Linked DNA regions of Homo sapiens: region 2 is linked to region 1. Evidence: read pairs that join two places in POLR2A ChIA-PET (ENCODE). Cell type or tissue: MCF 10A. All regions are shown on one strand. Links, peaks and the distances in the headings refer to the core of each region. The heading gives the core; the rest is flanking DNA. Region 1 overlaps TMEM184B (transmembrane protein 184B). Region 2 overlaps EIF3L (eukaryotic translation initiation factor 3 subunit L).

Region 1 (7,583 bases), core at 1-2,500:
CAACCATCCCTTCTGGGACAGAGAATGGGGTCCAGGATATGAGAAGGGGCAGGAAAAAATGGACTTCTTTGGCTGGGGAGCCCCAAGGGGAGGCTGGACTGTGAAGAGGAGCAGACATAAACCCCCACTGGGAGCTGGGCTGGCTGCAGGGAAGGGACCCAGGGTGGAGACTGGCAAGCTATGGGCAGTGAGCCTAGAATGCCCCAGAGAGGCCAGAGCAGGCTCAGCACTGACTGAAGTTGGGGCATGTGGGGCCAGAGGGCCTGGAAGCCAGGGGTGCCCGGTTCCACAGGTGCCAGGCGCGTCCCCCACCACCGGGGGAAGTGCTGTGCTCCCTCTACTCTGGAGATCAGGACCAGGCTGGCCTGCACCCCCAGGGGAGCAGATGCGACTCACTGGCTCCCTCTAAGAGGGCTTCCTCCTCATCTCTCTAATCAACTGTCCCCATCCTCAGGGGCTCAGAGCAGAAAGGTGGCCCAGGACACCTGGATGTAAGGGACGAGCCCACCCCTGGAACCCAGGATTCCTGACTCAGCTTGTGAACTCTTGGAAACATCGTGAAATGCCCCGATATCCCATGAACAGCACTGTGCCCCCAGAAGAAGGCGGGGCATATTCCAGAACGAGAAACGAGGACGGAAGCAGGCAAGCTCTACAGAGGGTGGCCCTTGACAGGTGCTCTGGGCGCTCCCACCCAGGGGGTGCCGGTGGGGAGGAGATGAGGACACGGAGAAGAGCTACAGAGAGACGCATGCCAGTGACAGTGACCAGAACTGACATGCAGGACAGACATGCAGACCAAGAGCGGGACCTACCGTAAGGGCCGTATGTTGGCACTGCCCGCGGCCAAACCCCGGGCAAAAGCAGGGCAAGGGGGGCGGGGAGAGAAGCCAAAGAAATAGAGAAGACAAGAGACAGCTGAGTGAACAATGTGTGCCCACCACCGAGGCCCACCAGCACGACACACCACACACCCTGTCCCCACCCCCCCAGGCCCCACAGGGCACCCAGGAAGCTCCAGGTGCCTCCTGGGGCCTGGCAGGGGGGATATCCACCTAGGGATGACTCCTCCCCTGGTGTTCACGCCAACAGGAAACATCCGTCTGGCGACTGAGTTCCGCCTCCACGTCTAGGTCAGGACGTCCCATCCCCACTTCTTCCCCGGCTAGCCTGGGGCCACATCCACACCTCACATTTTACAAACCTCACAACACTTCCCAGACCAGGACATGGAGGCTCAGAGGGAGGGGTTACAATCGCACAGCTGAGCCAGCTCTGCACCTAAGCCTATCCTGAGGGCTGAGGGTCTGGGCCTGGGTTAGAGGGTAGCAGGGGGCTCAGGACCAGTGGGGAGGCAGAAGAGGGCAAGCAGCTTCCCCGGCCGGGCGTGGGTATGTCTAGAGGGACAGCTCAGGCCAGGCAGCAGAGCCCCTCTGCTGAGCCCCAGTGGTGCAGGAATGGTTCTCTGCCATGGGCCCCCTTGCTCCTTGGGGTGGCCCCAGGCCCCAGGCCCAAGGATGATGTTCCCACGGGCACAGGGTATACCACACCAGGTCCAAGGGACACTGCCCTCAATGCTGGGTGTGTGTTTGCTAGATCCTTCCAACTGGGCCACCAGGTGGCAACCCCTGGCCTTTGTGCACCTGCTCTTTGGGCACAGAGTAGGTCTTCCCCCACCAGGGAAGGCACAGAGGAAGGGGGGCGGGAAGTGGGCCGCGGAGCCCCGCTGCAGGCAGACATTTCTACAGTCCACACCACCCACCACGGAGCCTGTGTGGGGCCTGCAGGTAGGCCCTGGGGAAGTGGGTTTCTTGCCTCCAGCCACTCGGGCAGACAGCTGGCAGCAGCCAGGCTCCTGGGTGGATGTGTCAGAGAAGGAGGCTCCCCTCTCCCCAGTCCCTCCTGCCCCTTTACTGGCTCAATCAGTCTCAGGCATTCCCAGCCTCCTCTTCCCCATCCTCCAAGGACAACCCCCTTCTGCCCAGTGGCCAGAGGCAGCCCTTCCAGCCCAGTGGAGCGTCCCGGGCAGCAGCACTTTCACATCACCCTGGGAGTGCTTAAAGCACAGAACTCTCACAGCACACCCAGCCTGCCAGCCCGGACCCATTACAGCGGGATCTCCGAGGGTGGGGCTGGGTATCAGCACTTCCAAAAGCTCTCCAGGGCATTTTCCAGTACAACTGGGGCTACTTACCACTGTTCTAGCAAGGAGGAAGATTCGCAGGTGTAAAAGAAAGCTGTTAAAACCTATTACCATCCGAGTCTGTTTCTCAGAAGTATTCTTTTTTTTCTTTCTTTCTTTTTTTTGAGACGGAGTCTTGCTCTGTCACCCAGGCTGGAGTGCAATGGCACAATCTCGCTCACTGCAAGCTCCGCCTCCTGGATTCACACCATTCTCCTGCCTCAGCCTCCCGAGTAGCTCGGACTACAAGCACCCGCCACCACGCCCGGCTAATTTTTTGTATTTTTAGTAGAGACAGGGTTTCACCGTGTTAGCCAGGATGGTCTCGATCTCCTGACCTTGTGATCCACCCGCCTCGGCCTCCCAAAGTGCTGGGATTATAGGCGTGAGCCACCGTGCCCGGCCAGAAGTATCCTTTTTTTAAAAAATAGCATATGAGATGAGGGAATTACAGGACAAAATGGTAACCACAGTGTTGGGAGTTAGAAGCCCGAGGGAATTTGTCTATTCATTACAGTCTCTGTCTGTATCAGCCCTGGACCGCCACACTTGGACCTGCTGCAAGGGACAGGTGGCCTGAGCTTCCAGGACCGAATCGGTCGTGCTGGTGGCACCTGCTCTTCCCCGACCTCTGTGGCCCCATTCCTGCATATAGAGTGGGGATCCCATGTCCTGACCCAGCCGCACCTGTAGGATGCTGGGAGGTGGGAGGGTCCTGGGATGTTTGGGGCTCCCTGCTTCTCCCAGCGGGGGTCGCCTAGGACCCTGGCTCATACCTTGTGCGTCCAGCCTCTTGTCAGCATAGACCTTGTAGGTGAAGGCGTGCCGCAGGGCCAGGGCTGCAAAGAACATCTCCACACAGATGATGAAGTCCTGGTAGCCGGCAGCCACGGTGCCCTCGCCCACCGACACGCGGGCCGAGTGGATTTTGGGGATGGCCCCACACTTCTCCAGGATGGCCAGGAGCATGCCTGGATGGGGAGGCACGGGTGTCTGGACCCAGAATGATTCCTTTCCTGCTCCCCCTTCTTCCACAATGCCCCATTCAGCTGCCCACATGCCCCAGTGAGGATGTGAGCAGGGCCACAGCTGCTCCTGCAGGGCAGGGGTAGCGACACAAGGCCACAGCCTCCGGAAACCCCACTCTCCCAGCTCTTTGCCACCGAAACTGAGATGCCAGCAATTACGCAGGGTCTCCTGGGCCCTCTCATCCATGTAGCGGCCCCACCAAAGCTCTCCCTAGCCCCTGGGAAAGGCCCTCGAGGGCTCAGATTTCACCCCCAGCAAGTGCCCAGTGGGCTGAGGCCCCTCTGAACAGGCCCTACAGGCACCAGGGACCATAAGCAGAAGGGGCAGCAGGAAGCGCAGAGGACAGGGTGGCATGGGCAGCCTCCAGGTGCTGGGAGGGGGCTCACCTTGCCAGAAGGAAAGAAAGATGACGGACTTGACCATGAAGAACTTGAGGACGGGGCTGTAGGGGCTGAGCAGCTCCCGGGTGGCGAAGTAGAAGAGGAAGAGGGCGTAGAGGGCCAGGCTGACGGAGATGTTGTAGATGATGGTCACGTAGAGGTAGCCACTGGTGACGCTGCGGGACGGGGAGCATTTTCTGGCTGGGACAGACCCTTGGAGGGAAGGGGCTCTCCTCGACTGCACCACACACAGTCCCCATGGCTCTCAGCCCCACACCTCCAGCAGAGCTCAACGAGCCACTGAAGGGGTCAGAATGGGTGATCAAAGCGACAGACAGGGGTGGGGGTACATGGGGTGCGCCTGCAGGCCAGACCAGCTCTACTGCCTCTGCGTGGCTCGTGGACTTGTCTAAGCCCTGGTGCCCACACTCCTAACGTTGGACACCAGTGTGGAAGCCAGGGCCGGGCCCGAGGCCATAGCCTGACACTCAGATAACAGGCGTCAAAATAGGTGACGCTGCTCAGCTCTGCTGCCTTTTCACTCGGTCGGCTGCATCCCCCTGACCTCCTTTTGCCCACCTGCCCTGGCAGGGCTGTTACACAGTTCACAGACAGTGTGTGCCGAGAGCTTGAAAGCACAGGGCTAGACACATGGTCACTTTTTTTTTTTTTTTTTTTAGATATGGAGTTTTGTTCTTGTCACCCAGGCTAGAGTGCAATGGCGTGATCTTGGCTCACCGCAACCTCTGCCTCCTGGGTTCAAGCGATTCTCCTGCCTCAGCCTCCCGAGTAGCTGGGATTATAGGCACCCGTCACCACGCCCGGTTAATTTTTTGTATTTTTAGTAGTGATGGGGTTTCACCATGTTGGCCAGGCTGGTCTTGAACTCCTGACCTCAGGTGATCTACCCGCGTTGGCCTCCCAAAGTGCTAGGATTACAGGCGTGAACCACTGTGCCCAGCCACGGGGTCACTTTCACTAAGCCCAGAATGAAATGGGTGTGGACAATTTACACAGCACGGGCTTTGTATCTGTGGACTTGAGCCGACCTCTTGGGGCTCTGACCCTCTCGCTCCCTGCCTCAGCAGTGGTCACTGTCCCTTTGTGGCCCATCCCTTCATGGTACCACTCTGCAGCCTGGACATGAACGTGACTGCTGCCAATGGCTCACTCCGGGGCTGGCAGCGGGGCCAACTGCAAGGGTGTCCACTGCTGGGCTCAGACTTCAGGGGGGTTGTGAGCACCAGACACCCAGGAAGGTCATGGCTGTGCGGCCACTCTGGCTGCCCCCTTCCCTGAGCCAAGGCACCAGCCTGCGCCAACACTCCTCCCACACACCCCGGGGAGCACCCGCTGCTTACTCAAAGTCCCCATCCCGGTACTTGCCGAAGGCCTGGAGGACCACAGTGCTGACCGCCATGAGTGGCTTCACCACACAGAACTGCAGGGTGGCCTGTTGGGGGGAAAAGGAGGTTGAGTGTGGAGGAGGAGCACAGAAGGCATGAAGCAAGCCCTGCCTCTGGCAGACGGAACTGTACCGGATGGAGGGACAGAGAGGATGAAGGAGACGGAGAGGACGGAGGGATGGAGGGACGGAGGGGATGGAGGGACGAAGGGATGGAGGGGATGGAAGGATAGAGGAGATGGAGGAGATGGGGGGTGGCTACGTGTCCTGCTCCCAGGGGACTGCTGTCTGCGCGGGGCGGGGGGCAGAACATATAGGAGATGCAGCCAGCGCAATGCCGTATGTGATATGAGCATGTGGAGGAAGGGAGGGAGGAAGGGAGGAATGGTGTGGCAGGGCACGATGGAGGCGGGAGACAGGAGATGCACACAAGGAAGCTTCTCGAGCCAGGACCATCAGGTGGGTGCCGGAGATGAGAGGCTCGACAGGCAGAGGGGGCAGCTTGCACCAAGGCCCCGAGGCAGAGGGTGGACAGGTGCAAGGGGCTGCGCACTAGAGAGGTGGCTGAGGAGATGGGCAGGGCCAGGTCCTGGAGACCTTGGTGCCCGGGGCAAGGCTAGGGCCCTGCTCAAGGAACCAGCCACCGGGAAGCCGGCGCAGGTGAGGGCCTCCTCCCATCCTCCATGTCCACCCCCGATCTGGTTCCTAGCCCTACTCTCTGGGCCTGGGTCCAGGGTTTCTGGTCAGCAGAGGTCACTCTGGGGATGGAGGTGACCTGCAGGAGCCCAGAGCACGTGGACTCCAGAGTCTCAAAATCTGAGTTTGAACTCTGGGGACAGCTTGGGCAGACACTTGGCCTCTGAGCACAGACTCCCTGATGAAAAGGATGTAGTCACTCCCCACACCACAGGGCCACTGCTGCGGGGATGGCACAGCCAGGAAGCGCAGCATCTTCTCGGGAGTCTCCCGCCTCTGTACATGCACTAACGGCGCCTGCTAGCTGGCTGAGCCACGGAAAGAGTTCCTCAGCCAGGTTTTCCCGATTCCCTACGGGCGGACCCATGGTGCCCATAACATCACTAGTATCACCATTATCTAGAAAGCAAATAAATCTAAGCCCTAAGACCCCTTCTGAGGAGCTGGGGGAGGTTAAATCCAATCCAAAAGGCTCAACTAGTGTAGCTGCAAAGAGGACGAGGAGCCTGGAGTGGGAACCGTGATCCGTGAAACCTGCAGCTTCTGCCCCAACTGGGGATCTGAGTGGGTCTTGCAGGGGAGCCCCAGGCAGCCCACACCATGGGGCTGCCATACGGAGAGGCCCGCGTGATGGGGCAGACGTGCAGTCCCACTCTCAGAAAGCCCCACAGAACGTCCCTGGCCCTGTCATCCCGCCTAGAGAAGTGGGACTGGCACCTTCTGGGGAAAAGGGAAGAACGGCAGTTTGCATGAGTTCCAGTTATGAGCCTAGCAACAGGCTGGTGTTTCCCTGGGTCAGCTCACCTGGTACTCATGACAGCCCCCTGACGTGGGTGCTGTCATTATCCCCATGGTACAGGTGAGGAAACTGAGGCAGAGAGAAGCTGAAGCAGCAGCAGCAGCAGCAGCAGAGCCCAGGCCAGCAGGCCCCAGAATCATCACCTGACCATACCCTGGACCAGTCAGCAGTTCCCAGGCTGGGCTGGACATCAGAACCCCCAGGGAGCTTTAGACATGTGCCAGGTTCCAGGGCTCCATTCCAGAACTTCTCCTATGGGCTAGGGTAGTGGGTGGTTGATCTGGGAATCTCTACTTTAAGTAGGGAATCTCTCCAGAAGGTCTGGATATTGAGCACTGGCCCTGAGGAGTCAAAGGCCTGTCTCTGTGCCTCTAGGACAAAGCTGTGGGGTGTGCTCTCTCGCCCTGGTAAAGAAAGGAAGAGGCCTCTTTTGTTCTCTTTCTTCTTATATCTCTCCCTGCCACCGCCAGGAACAAGAACAGAACATCTGAGCCCACAGGGCTGGGGAATAATTTCTAACAAGGCCACACTAGCTAACAATCATGAAATCAAAATTTTGTAGACAATATAATCATCAAACAAGGCAGTGAGTCACAGCTGGCCGGAACCTGGGTGGCTGCACCAACTGGTAAACAATGGCTCTCAATGCCCCACCCTGAACCCAGGATAGTTTTAACTCTTTCCCTGCAGGTCCAGTGGTGAGATTCTGAATTTAGGAACATGCTAGGGAAGGAAGGTCTGGAAGCAGAACTGGAGACTTGGCATGTTCAGGTGGAGGCTTTGTGGGTGTGCCCGCCCTGTGGCCTGGGCCCTGCACAGAAGGGAGCAGCAGGCCCCGCCCTCCAGGGCCATCGTGACTTGGCTGTGGGTTTCATGTACTTTCGTGACTACTCTTGGCGAAGCTGGAGGGGCTGACATGACAGAGCCCCTACGGAGCCCCAGAGGAGACTAACGCAAGGTCATGAAGAGTGGGCGTGATCCCCTCAGACTCTGCCTCCCTGAACAGGAGGCCGTGGGCTCCACCACGCCGGGCTGAAAGCTCTACATCCATGACCTCATCTGATCCTCACAACCATCTCTAGAGAGGAGTAT
Region 2 (10,189 bases), core at 4,188-6,687, 360 kb before region 1:
GGGTCTCACTGTGTTGCCCATGCTGGAGTGTAGTGTGATAATGGCTGACTGCAACCTGTGCCTGCTGGGCTCAAGCGATCCTCCCACCTTAGCCTGCCGAGTAGCTGGGACCATGGGTGCGCACCACCACGCTTGTCTAATTACTCTTGTGTGCTGGTTTTTTTATGCACTTGGATGGCAGAAGTCTCTAAATGGTGAAAGGAAATAGATCTGAATGAGATCTTAATCTCATCGACAGAGATTGAGGTTGATGGAGTCAAATGAGAAGTGGATTTTCTCATTGCATGTATTCTTGGGGCATATGCATAGCAATTTAGATGTTGTTTAGTCTTCAGAATTACCTTTATTCCTCCCCACCAAAGAGCTAAAGCTGCCAGGATACCCCAGTTTTATGGTTAGTGAAGCACCCTTCTGCCATCTCTTTCAGATGCTGTCTTCCTGATTTTATACAAAGAATTATACTACAGGCACATATATGCCAAAGTCAGTGTAAGTATTTAAGTGTCGCAGTTTTTTTTTTGTTTTTGTTTTTTTAACTCTGTGCTGTTTTTGTCCCTAGAACACAGTCATTTGTTTATATTGGTTCAGTGTCTGGGCATGATTGGCATGTTTTTGAGTTTTAAGAAGCGGTGGAAGGAACAGTTTAACCCAGAAAGCTGTTCAGACACACTAACGCTATATAACCTATGCATTCTTTTAAATTTCTCTGTCCCCACAATTCTCCTGGACTGGGCAATCACCCATGCACTGGTTATAGGCTGCCAGCCTCATAGGATATTTCCAGGTACCTGCTGCTGCTTCTGCTTGGGGTTCTTTTTCCCTTCAGAGCATTGAGCCTCTGTTTCTCTGAGATGTACATAACACTGTCACTGTATGCCAAGCACAATGCTAGGCACTTAGCACACATCTTCACATATCTAATTCTACTATCAATCGTGCAAAGTTGGTACCCGAGGTGCCAAGAGGTTACCTTTTCTCAAATTTATCCAGCTAGTAAGTGACAAAACTCCTTGAATCTAGACCAGCTTGTTATAACACCAGTATTCTACACATTATCCCAACTTTGAGCACTTGCTAGATTCTGTTCTTCCCGACTTCTAAATTATAGAGTACGTGAAGTTTCTTTTTTTTTTTTTTTTTTTTTGAGAGAGAGTGAGTCTCGCTCTGTCGCCCAGGCTGGAGTACAGTGGCGCGATCTCAGCTCACTGCAGGCTCCACCTCCCAGGTTCACGCCATTCTCCTGCCTCAGCCTCCTGAGTAGCTGGGATTGCAGGTGCCTGCCACCACACCTGGCTAATTTTTTTGTATTTTTAGTAGAGACGGGGTTTCACTGTGTTAGCCAGGATGGTCTCCATCTCCTGACCTCGTGTTCCGCCCGCCTTGGCCTCCCAAAGTGCTGGGATGACAGGCGTGAGCCACCACGCCCGGCCTAGAGTGCCTAAAGTTTCTTAAAATGCCATCTGTACTATTTAAGGCTGGGCGCGGTGGCTCACGCCTATAATCCCAGCACTTTGGGAGGCTAAGGGCAGGTCACCTGAGGTCAGGAATTTGAGACCAGCCTGGCCAACATGGAGAAACCTCGTCTCTATTAAAAATATGAAACTACAAAAATAAGCTGGGCGTGGTGGCGGGTGCCTGTAATCCCAGCTACTTGGAAGGCTGAGGCAGGAGAATCGCTTGAACCCGGGAAGCGGAGGTTGCAGTGAGCCGAGATCGTACCACTGCACTCCAGCCTGGGTGACAGAGTGAGACTCTTGTCTCAAAAAGAAAAGAAAAATGCCATCTGTATTATTTATATACACCAATGACTTAATCTCTATCTTTAGCCTCAGTTGCCCCACTGAAGTCCAGACTTGTATATTCAGCTGTCAGCATCTGCACTTGGCTGTCTGAGTCATCTGAAGCTTAACACATCTAAAACTGAATTCTTATTTTCCCTCTAAACTAGTTTTTCTCATGGTAATCATCTCAATAAATGCTACCGTTTATTACCAAGTTAATTGGACTAAAAGCCTTGGCATTATTCTTGACTTTTCTCTGACATGATATCCAGCAAATCCTGTTAAGCTCTGTCTTCAACATACTTCTTTTTGTTGTTTTGTTTTATTTTGTTTTGTTTTTGAGACGGAGTCTCGCTCTGTCATCCAGGCTGGAATGCAGTGGCGCCGTCTCGGCTCACTCCAACCTCTGTCTCCTGGGCTCAAGCAATTCTCCAGGCTCAAACGATTCTCCTTCCTCAGCCTCCTGAGTAGCTGGGATTACAGGCATGCACCACCACGCCTGGCTAATTTTTGTATTTTTAGTAGAGACAGGGTTTCGCTATGTTGCCCAGGCTGGTCTCGAACTCCTGACCTCAGGTAATCCGCCCGCCTCGGCTTCCCAAAGTGCTAAGATTACAGGCGTGAGCCACTGTGCCTGGCCTTCAGCATACTTCTTGAATCAGCCACTTTTCACTGCCACACTGCTGCTCACCTAGTTGAAGTCATTATCATCTCTTCCCTGAATTACTGCAGGAGCTGCTTACCTGGTGTCAGTTTCCACTCTTGGCTGTTTATTCTCAACATAATAACCAGCATGATCCTTTTGCTACATAGTTTCATCAGGTCACTTCCAATCCTACCATGACTTCCCATCACACTTACTAATTCCAGGTTTTAGCCCTGTTTCCCTTCTCACTCATTTCCTGAAACTTTCCCCCTCCCTCCCTGGGCTCCTGGCAATATTCGTGGCACTTCAGAGCACTTATCTCTTGTACGTTGTATTTGTTTATTTAGGGGAGGGAGTTTCTTAATCTACTGGAAGGTTAACTCCACCGGGGTATGTGCTTGTCTTGTTCACCAATATAATCCAGTGCCTAGAATAATGTCTGGTCATAATGGTGTTAATTGAGCATGTGTGTGCTTGCATGCATGTGTAAGTGAAGGAAATTGGCACCAAGATCTCCACCTAAGGAGGTCCTAGTTTCTCACAGTTACTCACCCCTCTTCTCCTTGAGGACCGCTTGATATGGCTAGAACTCCTGCCTTGGCCACAGGAGCCACTGTCAGTAGTGGTAGGTGGAAAAGTTCTTGCTGCCAGAGTAAGGGGCCATGTTTTTCCGGCATCCCAGCGGGATCTCTGACTACTTTATCTGATAGAAAGTAAAGATTCCTGGCCAGGCGCTGTGGCTTACGCCTGTAATCCCAGAACTTTGAGAGGCTAAGGCGGGTGGATCACGAGGTCAGGAGTTCGAGACCAGCCTGACCAATATGGTGAAACCCCGTCTCTACTAAAAATACAAAAATTAGCCAGGCGTGGTGGCGTGTGCCTGTAATCCCAGCTACTCGGGAGGCTGAGACGGAAGAATCACTTGACCCCAGGAGGCAGAGGTTGCAGTGAGCTGAGATTGCACCGCTGCACTCCAGCCTAGGCACCAGAGCGAGACTCCGTCTCAAAAAAAAAAAAAAGTAAAGATTCCCTACTACCATTGATGCTAAAGTTCAGGTACTTTGTGGATATGCTAAGAATCTAGCCATTATGTGTACACTGCTTTTTTGGGAACACCATGACACCATAGCCCATAGTATAGCTGGTTTTACCACCTCTAATCTCTCTGTTTGGTCTGTAGATGAAGATTCAGCAGAAGCTTATTGATGCTGTTATCTTTTTATTAGCTACCAGGACTCCTACATAAATGACCAGTTTTAAGCCCTTGGGAAGCAGTTTTTCATTGAATGTGCTTAGATTGTGCTTAATGTATTAAGCACCTTACATAACTTTTATTAAACAGAGACGGGGTCTTGCCATGTTGCCCAGCCTGTTCTCAAACTCCTGGCCTCAGGTGATCAGCCCACTTCAGCCTCCCAGAGTGTTGAGATTACAGGCGTGAGCCACTGCGCCCAGCTATATAATCTTACTTCATTGTGACTAGTCAACAATCTTTTGCCCACATTTTACAGAGATTAAATACCTTGTGAGAACCCCACAGTTAATAAGAGGTGGGACTGACTCCAAAGTTGTGTTTCTTCTCCATCACAAATACATTGCTCATGGTATGGTTCCCCAGCTCAGAAACTATCAGTGGTTCTCAGATGCAAGCAACATAAAGACCAGACCAGGGGTCAGCCACCTTCTCTGTGGAGGGTCAGATAATAAGTATTTTAGTCTCGAGGGCCATGATGGTTTCTGTCAGATCTGTTCAGCTATGTCTTTGTGGCAGTTATCAACAATATGTAATGAGTGGGCATGGCTGTGTTCCAGTAAAACTTCTTTATTTACAAAACAGGTGGCGGAATAGATTTGCAGGCCCCCTGACCTAGATGCTTGTTTGGCGTTGGAAGACTGCAACATTCCTGGCCCGTAGTCTAGTGATGCCCGGTGCAGCATTATCTTCTCTTAACTCCCTAGCCTTCAAGTGCCACGATTTAACTTCTTCGCCTTTGCTAGTGTGGTTTTTTTCTGAAACACTTTTCCTTCTCTCTGCTTTGCCAGATCATCATCCCTGCTCTGAGGGTCATTTAAGGTCTGTTGCTGTAGAACCTAACCACGTGTTGCAGTATTCAGTGCGTCAGCTGCTATAGGACTTTCTATCTTCCCTCTCACTTGCATATTTACATAGTAAGAAAGAGAGGACAGATACCAATTCTCTTGTATTTGTTCACAGCTGTCACAGTATACCATGGGTAAAACACATTAAAATTAAATATCTGTATCTTGATATCTCTTGTTTTCTTTACAGGGGGGACCTTCCTTGGAGCAGAGGTTTGAATCCTATTACAACTACTGCAATCTCTTCAACTACATTCTTAGTGAGTCTGAGATTTGGCCAAGAGGGTGTGTGTGGTTATGATGAGGTTCAGCATTGGCCTCCAGCTTTTTTTTTTTTTTTTTTAAATTAGCAGGATCTTAATGTGTAGGTGGGAAGAGGGGAGGTCTTGTGATTCATGGTCCTTTTAAGAGAGAAATTACAAAGCATTCTGCAGCCTACAGAATGGGCAGAGTCATTGCTTTGAATCTGACTTTTCTGTGATCTCCTGCACAGATGCCGATGGTCCTGCTCCCCTTGAACTACCCAACCAGTGGCTCTGGGATATTATCGATGAGTTCATCTACCAGGTATCTGGTCAGCTTCAGCCTAATTTGAAATAACTGGTCCATGCCAGGAATAGCTGTTACTATTGTTTGTGTAAAAAAGCTGCAGGGTGTAAAAATATCCCCATTGTAGTGTAAAATACCCCATGGCAGTAGACTCCAGTTTCAGCTGGCTTTCGGAAGAGGCAGGGAAGCCTAAGCACTCCAGATAGGAAGCTGGAAGTCGGATAAGTTCAGCTCCTGACCTTCATCAAGCTCTTACTAGACCTTGTTAGGTGGTCTGGTGGTAAGAACACAGGCTTCACAGGCTTTGGAGCGAGGTGGAAGTGGATTCTAACTTGGGTGCTGCCACCTGCTGGTAGCTCTGTAACAGTGATGTGCTATTTAAACTCAGAGCCTCACTTTCTTTACCCACACAATGGAAATGTTCTATTATCTTTTTTTTTTTAAGAGTCAGGGTCAGGCCGGGCGCGGTGACTCACGCCTGTAATCCTAGCACTTTGGGAGGCAGAGGCGGGCAGATCACGAGGTCAGGAGATCAAGACCATCCTGGCTAACACGGTGAAACCCCGTCTCTACTGAAAGTACAAAAAATTAGCCGGGCGTGGTGGCAGGCGCCTGTAGTCCCAGCTACTCAGTAGGCTGAGGCAGGAGAATGGCGTGAACCTAGGAGGCGGAGCTTGCAGTGAGCCAAGATCGTGCCACTGCACTCCAGCCTGGTAACAGTGCAAGACTCCATCTCAAAAAAAAAAAAGAAAGAGTCAGGGTCTCACTCTGTTGCTCAGGCTAGAGTGCAGTGATAATAGCTTACTGCAGCCTAGAACTCCTGGGTTCAAGTGATTTTCCCACCTCAGCCACCTGAGTAGCTGCCACTACAAGGCCCACACCAACTTACGTGGATATTTATATTACTGTAGAGACGAGGGTCTTGCTGTGTTGCCCATGCTGGTGTTGAACTCCTGGCCTCAAGTGAGCCTCTTGACTTGGCCTCCCAAAGTGAGCCACCATGCCTAGCCATCTATATCTTGATTGTGGTGGTGGTTACTTAAGTGTATGCTCGATCAGAATACAATAGAACATTTTCATCACAACAAGAATATCACCTACCTCAGGAGTTGCTGTTCAAGGTCGAATGAGAACTGTGCCAAATGCAAATAAAGTACAGCAGCTGTGTAGCCTGGGGGTAAAAGTCCAGGTTTTGCTGTTGCTGTTTACTGGCTTTTTTTTTTTTTTTGGAGATGGAGTCTGACTCTGTTACCCAGGCTGGAGTGCAGTGGCATTATCCCGGCTCACTGCAACCTCTGCCTCCCGGGTTCAAGCGATTCTCTTGTCTCAGCCTCCCCAGTAGCTGGGATTACAGGTGCCCACCACCACGCCCAGCTAATTTTTGTATTTTTAGTAGAGACGGGGTTTCTCCATGTTGACCAGGCTGGTCTCGAACTCCCAACTTCAGGTGATCCGCCCTCCTTGGCCTCCCAAAGTGCTGGGATTACAGGTGTGAGCCACCGCGCCTGGCCTACTGGCCCATTTTAAAATGGTAACATGTTCTGTTGTGGGCACATTACTTAACCACACTGTGCATTGGTTTCCCCATCTCTAAAACGGATTGCTGCGAATGTTGCTGAGATACTACGTATAGAGTGTTTAGCATAGTGCCTGTCACAGAATAATTAATACACGTTGCCTGTTGATTGTGATGATGTTCAATGTCATCATTATTCTTTTCCATCTTATTTAGCCCAGTCCTTCTATTTAAAAATACAGATTGCTCACAACTGTAATCCCAGCATTTTTGGGGTCCAAGGCAGTAGGATCGCTTCAGTCCAGGAGTTCGAGAAATAGAGACTACAAAACATAAAATAGGCTGGGCGTGGTGGCTCACGCCTGTAATCCCAACACTTTGGGAGGCCTAGGTGGGCAGATCACGAGGTCTGGAGATGGAGACCATCCTGGCCACAATGGTGAAACCCCATCTCTACTAAAAAAAAAACAGCTGGGCGTGGTGGTGTGCGCTTGTAATCCTAGCTACTCGGGAGGCTGAGGCAGGGGAATCGCTCGAACCCGAGAGGCAGAGCTTGCAGTGAGCCAAAATCGTGCCACTGCACTCCAGCCTGGCGACAGAGTGAGACTCTGTCTCAAAAAAAAAACCAAAAAAAATAAAATATATAATTTGACAAAATATAATTCTTTTCCCCCTTTTTGTGCTGTCTATAGCTCTAACTGATTATTTCAGGATAAATTGGTATCTTAATAAAGATGTTATTAGAACTCCGTGAACCAGGGAGACGTTGTGTATACAAAGTGCTGAACCGTTACGAGTGGTGAGCTGAGAAACCTTCATAGTGCTCCTTGAGAAGGAGGCTTCCTGCTCAAGATTAGGCTTCAGTGCCTTTCATAGCAAAGGCCACAAACCGTACTGGCCTTGTTTGCCCTCTGGCTCCTTGGCTTGTGTCATCCTTTTATTTGGAATATTTATAGATGAATAGCAGTCTTTTTGACTTAGAGCAAGTGAAGAAGGATCATCCGTGCTGATTTTCTTTATCCCTCTTAAGATAATCATAATTCCCTGGGCTTAGCCAGTGTTGTTGTTAAGGGGCTTACGGTGCTTTCTAACAAAGACTGTCCAGTGAGGGTCAGTAAGTGGCTGGTGTATTTCGTCCTGGCCAGGTAGATGCCACATGGGGTAGGTGGCTCTTCCTCGCCACCCTGTTTTATTTATTTGTTTTTGTTTTTTCAAACTACAGATATAGTGAAAGTGCCTGCCTTGCTTGCTTTTGCAGAGGTATCAATTACTGTCTGGAAGGAAAGGCACCTTGTTGATGTTTCTCAGGCACTTACATAAACATGACTGTATAAAGAGAGATCACTTCAAAAATGGTTACGTACTCTATTGTGCCATTTACTGTGACTTGTTAACACACTTAAACCATATTTTCATAGACCTGACTTGCTCTTTTGCTGCAGTGTGCGTGATATGGATATACCATGCCTCTGATGATGAACCTTTGGGTTGTCAGTTTCCACAATTACAGGCAGTGAATCAGTGAATATCCATATATATGTTGTACACAGGCATATTTTTAGGGATCACTACCTAGAAGTAGAATTGTGGATTGAACGATACTTGCTTTTTAAGTTTTTTTAAATCAGCTTACTGAGGTATAGTTTATTTTTTTAAGTAGAGATGAGCCACCAGCTCGCGCCTGTTAATCCCAGCTCTTTGGGAAGCCAAGGCGGGTGGATCACGAGGTCAGGAGTTCGAGACCAGCCTGACCAACATGGTGAAACCCCGTCTCTACTAAAAATACAAAAAAATCAGCCGGGCGTGGTGGCAGGTACCTGTAATCCCAGCTATTTAGGAGGCTGAGGCAGGAGAATCGCTTGAACCTGGGAGGTGGAGGTTGCAGTGAGCTGAGATTGCGCCACTGCACTCCAGCCTGGGTGACAAAGCAAGACTCTGTCTCAAAAAAAACAAAAAACAAAAAACAGGTGTGAACCACCATGCCCAGCCATGAGGTGTAGTTTAATATACAATAAAATGTACCAGAATCAGTGTACAGTGGATGAGATTCAACAAATGTGTACAGTGCCACAATCAAGATAAAAGAACGTTTCAATCACTTTGAATTATAATAAATAGTAATATATTGTCCCACCAATGGGCTGTATCAAATTGTGTTACTACCAGCGGTGTTTGAGAGCAACTGTTGGTTTTTTTGTTTCTTTGTTTAAGAGATGGGGGTCTTGCCTTTATGGTCCAGGCTGGAGTGCAGTGGTGTGATCATAGCTCATTGCAGCCTTGACCTCCTGGGCTCAAGCAATCCCCCCACCTTAGCCTCCTGAGTAGCTCGGACTACAGGTGCACCCAGCTGATTTTTAATTTGTTGCAGAGATGGGGTCTTGAAATCCTGGGATAAAGCAATTCTCCCTGCTCAGCCTCCAAAAGTGCTGGGATTACAGGCGTGAGCCACCATGCCTAGCCAAGACCAACTGTTTTCTGTACTGGATATTATCAGTCTGTCTAATTTTTGTCAGTTCAATGGGAAAGAAATTCTGGCCGGGCGCAGTGGCTCACGCCTGTAATCTTAGCACTCTGGGAGGCCAAGGCGGGCAGATCACTTGAGGCCAGGAGTTCGAGACCAGCCTGGCCAACATGGTGAAACCCCGTCTCTACTAAAAATACAAAAATTACCCAGACTTGGTGGTGCATGTCTGTAATCCCAGCTACTCAGCAGCTGAGGGATGAGAATCACTTGAACCGAGAGGCAGAGGTTGCAGTGAGCTGAGATCACACCACCGCACTCCACCCTGGGCAGTAGAGTGAGATTCCGTCTCAAAAAAAAAAAAAAAAAAATCAGCGCGGTGGTTCACACCTGTAATCCCAGCACTTTGGGAGGCCGAGGCAGGCGGATCATGAGGTCAAGAGATTGAGACCATCCTGGCTAACACGGTGAAACCCCGTCTCTACTAAAAATACAAAAAAATTTGCCAGGCATGGTGGTGGGCGCCTGTAGTCCCAGCTACTCAGGAGGCTGAGGCAGGAGAATGGCGTGAACCCAGGAGGCGGAGCTTGCAGAGAGCCGAGATTGCACCACTGCACTCCAGCCTCGGAGACAGAGCGAGACTCCATCTCAAAAAAAAAAAAAAAAGAAAAAGAAAAAAAAATCATACTTTTCTGATTTCCCATATTAATTGTCAATTTTGTTTTCTTTGAAGTGATCATCACTATTCTTTGCCTGTTTTCTATTTGATTGCTTTTTTAATTGCATTACGAGAATTCTTTGTAGGATTTTTTTTTTTTTTTTTTTTTTGAGACAGAGTCTCGCTCTTTCGCCCAGGCTGGAGTGCAGTGGCATGATCTCTGCTCACTGCAGTCTCCACCTCCTGTGTTCAAGCGATTTTCCTGCCTCAGCTTCCCAAGTATCTGGATTACAGGTGTGCACCACCACGCCCTGCTAATTTTTTTTTTTTTTTTGCATTTTTAGTAGAGACGGGGTTTCACCATGTTGGCCAGGCTGGTTTTGAACTCCTGACCTCAAGGGATCCACCCATCTCGGCCTCCCAAAGTGCTTGGATAACAGGTGTAAGCGCCACCGCACCCAGCCTGAGAATTCTTTAT

What was found. ChIA-PET counts read pairs that join two places held together with the same protein. Peaks named below come from ENCODE experiments on the same cell type or tissue, not always from the same donor. Only the 100,000 strongest peaks of a DNase experiment are listed, where the experiment ranks them.
Region 2: POLR2A ChIA-PET joins it to region 1 with 5 read pairs; 2 of 35 experiments call an interaction of 5 or more read pairs at or near these places.

Annotation. Positions count from the first base shown.
Region 1 is chr22:38,221,827-38,229,409 of GRCh38, forward strand. It overlaps TMEM184B (transmembrane protein 184B), which reads right to left. Exons shown (of 9, transcript NM_012264.5): 6 at 4,953-5,044; 7 at 3,598-3,767; 8 at 2,959-3,153. SNORA92 (small nucleolar RNA, H/ACA box 92) reads right to left here and starts at 2,894; the gene lies at 2,653-2,894. RefSeq lists enhancers at 917-1,417, 2,833-3,333, 7,158-7,583. In MCF 10A, for the core only: a CTCF peak has its summit at 1,664 (motif pointing right); a DNase peak (open chromatin) is centred at 1,145.
Region 2 is chr22:37,858,252-37,868,440 of GRCh38, forward strand. It overlaps EIF3L (eukaryotic translation initiation factor 3 subunit L), which reads left to right. Exons shown (of 13, transcript NM_016091.4): 5 at 428-489; 6 at 4,718-4,787; 7 at 5,021-5,094. Among named protein-coding and RNA genes, the nearest start is that of EIF3L, 14 kb to the left of the region's middle. RefSeq lists an enhancer at 4,299-4,798. In MCF 10A, for the core only: a CTCF peak has its summit at 5,439 (motif pointing left); a DNase peak (open chromatin) is centred at 5,420.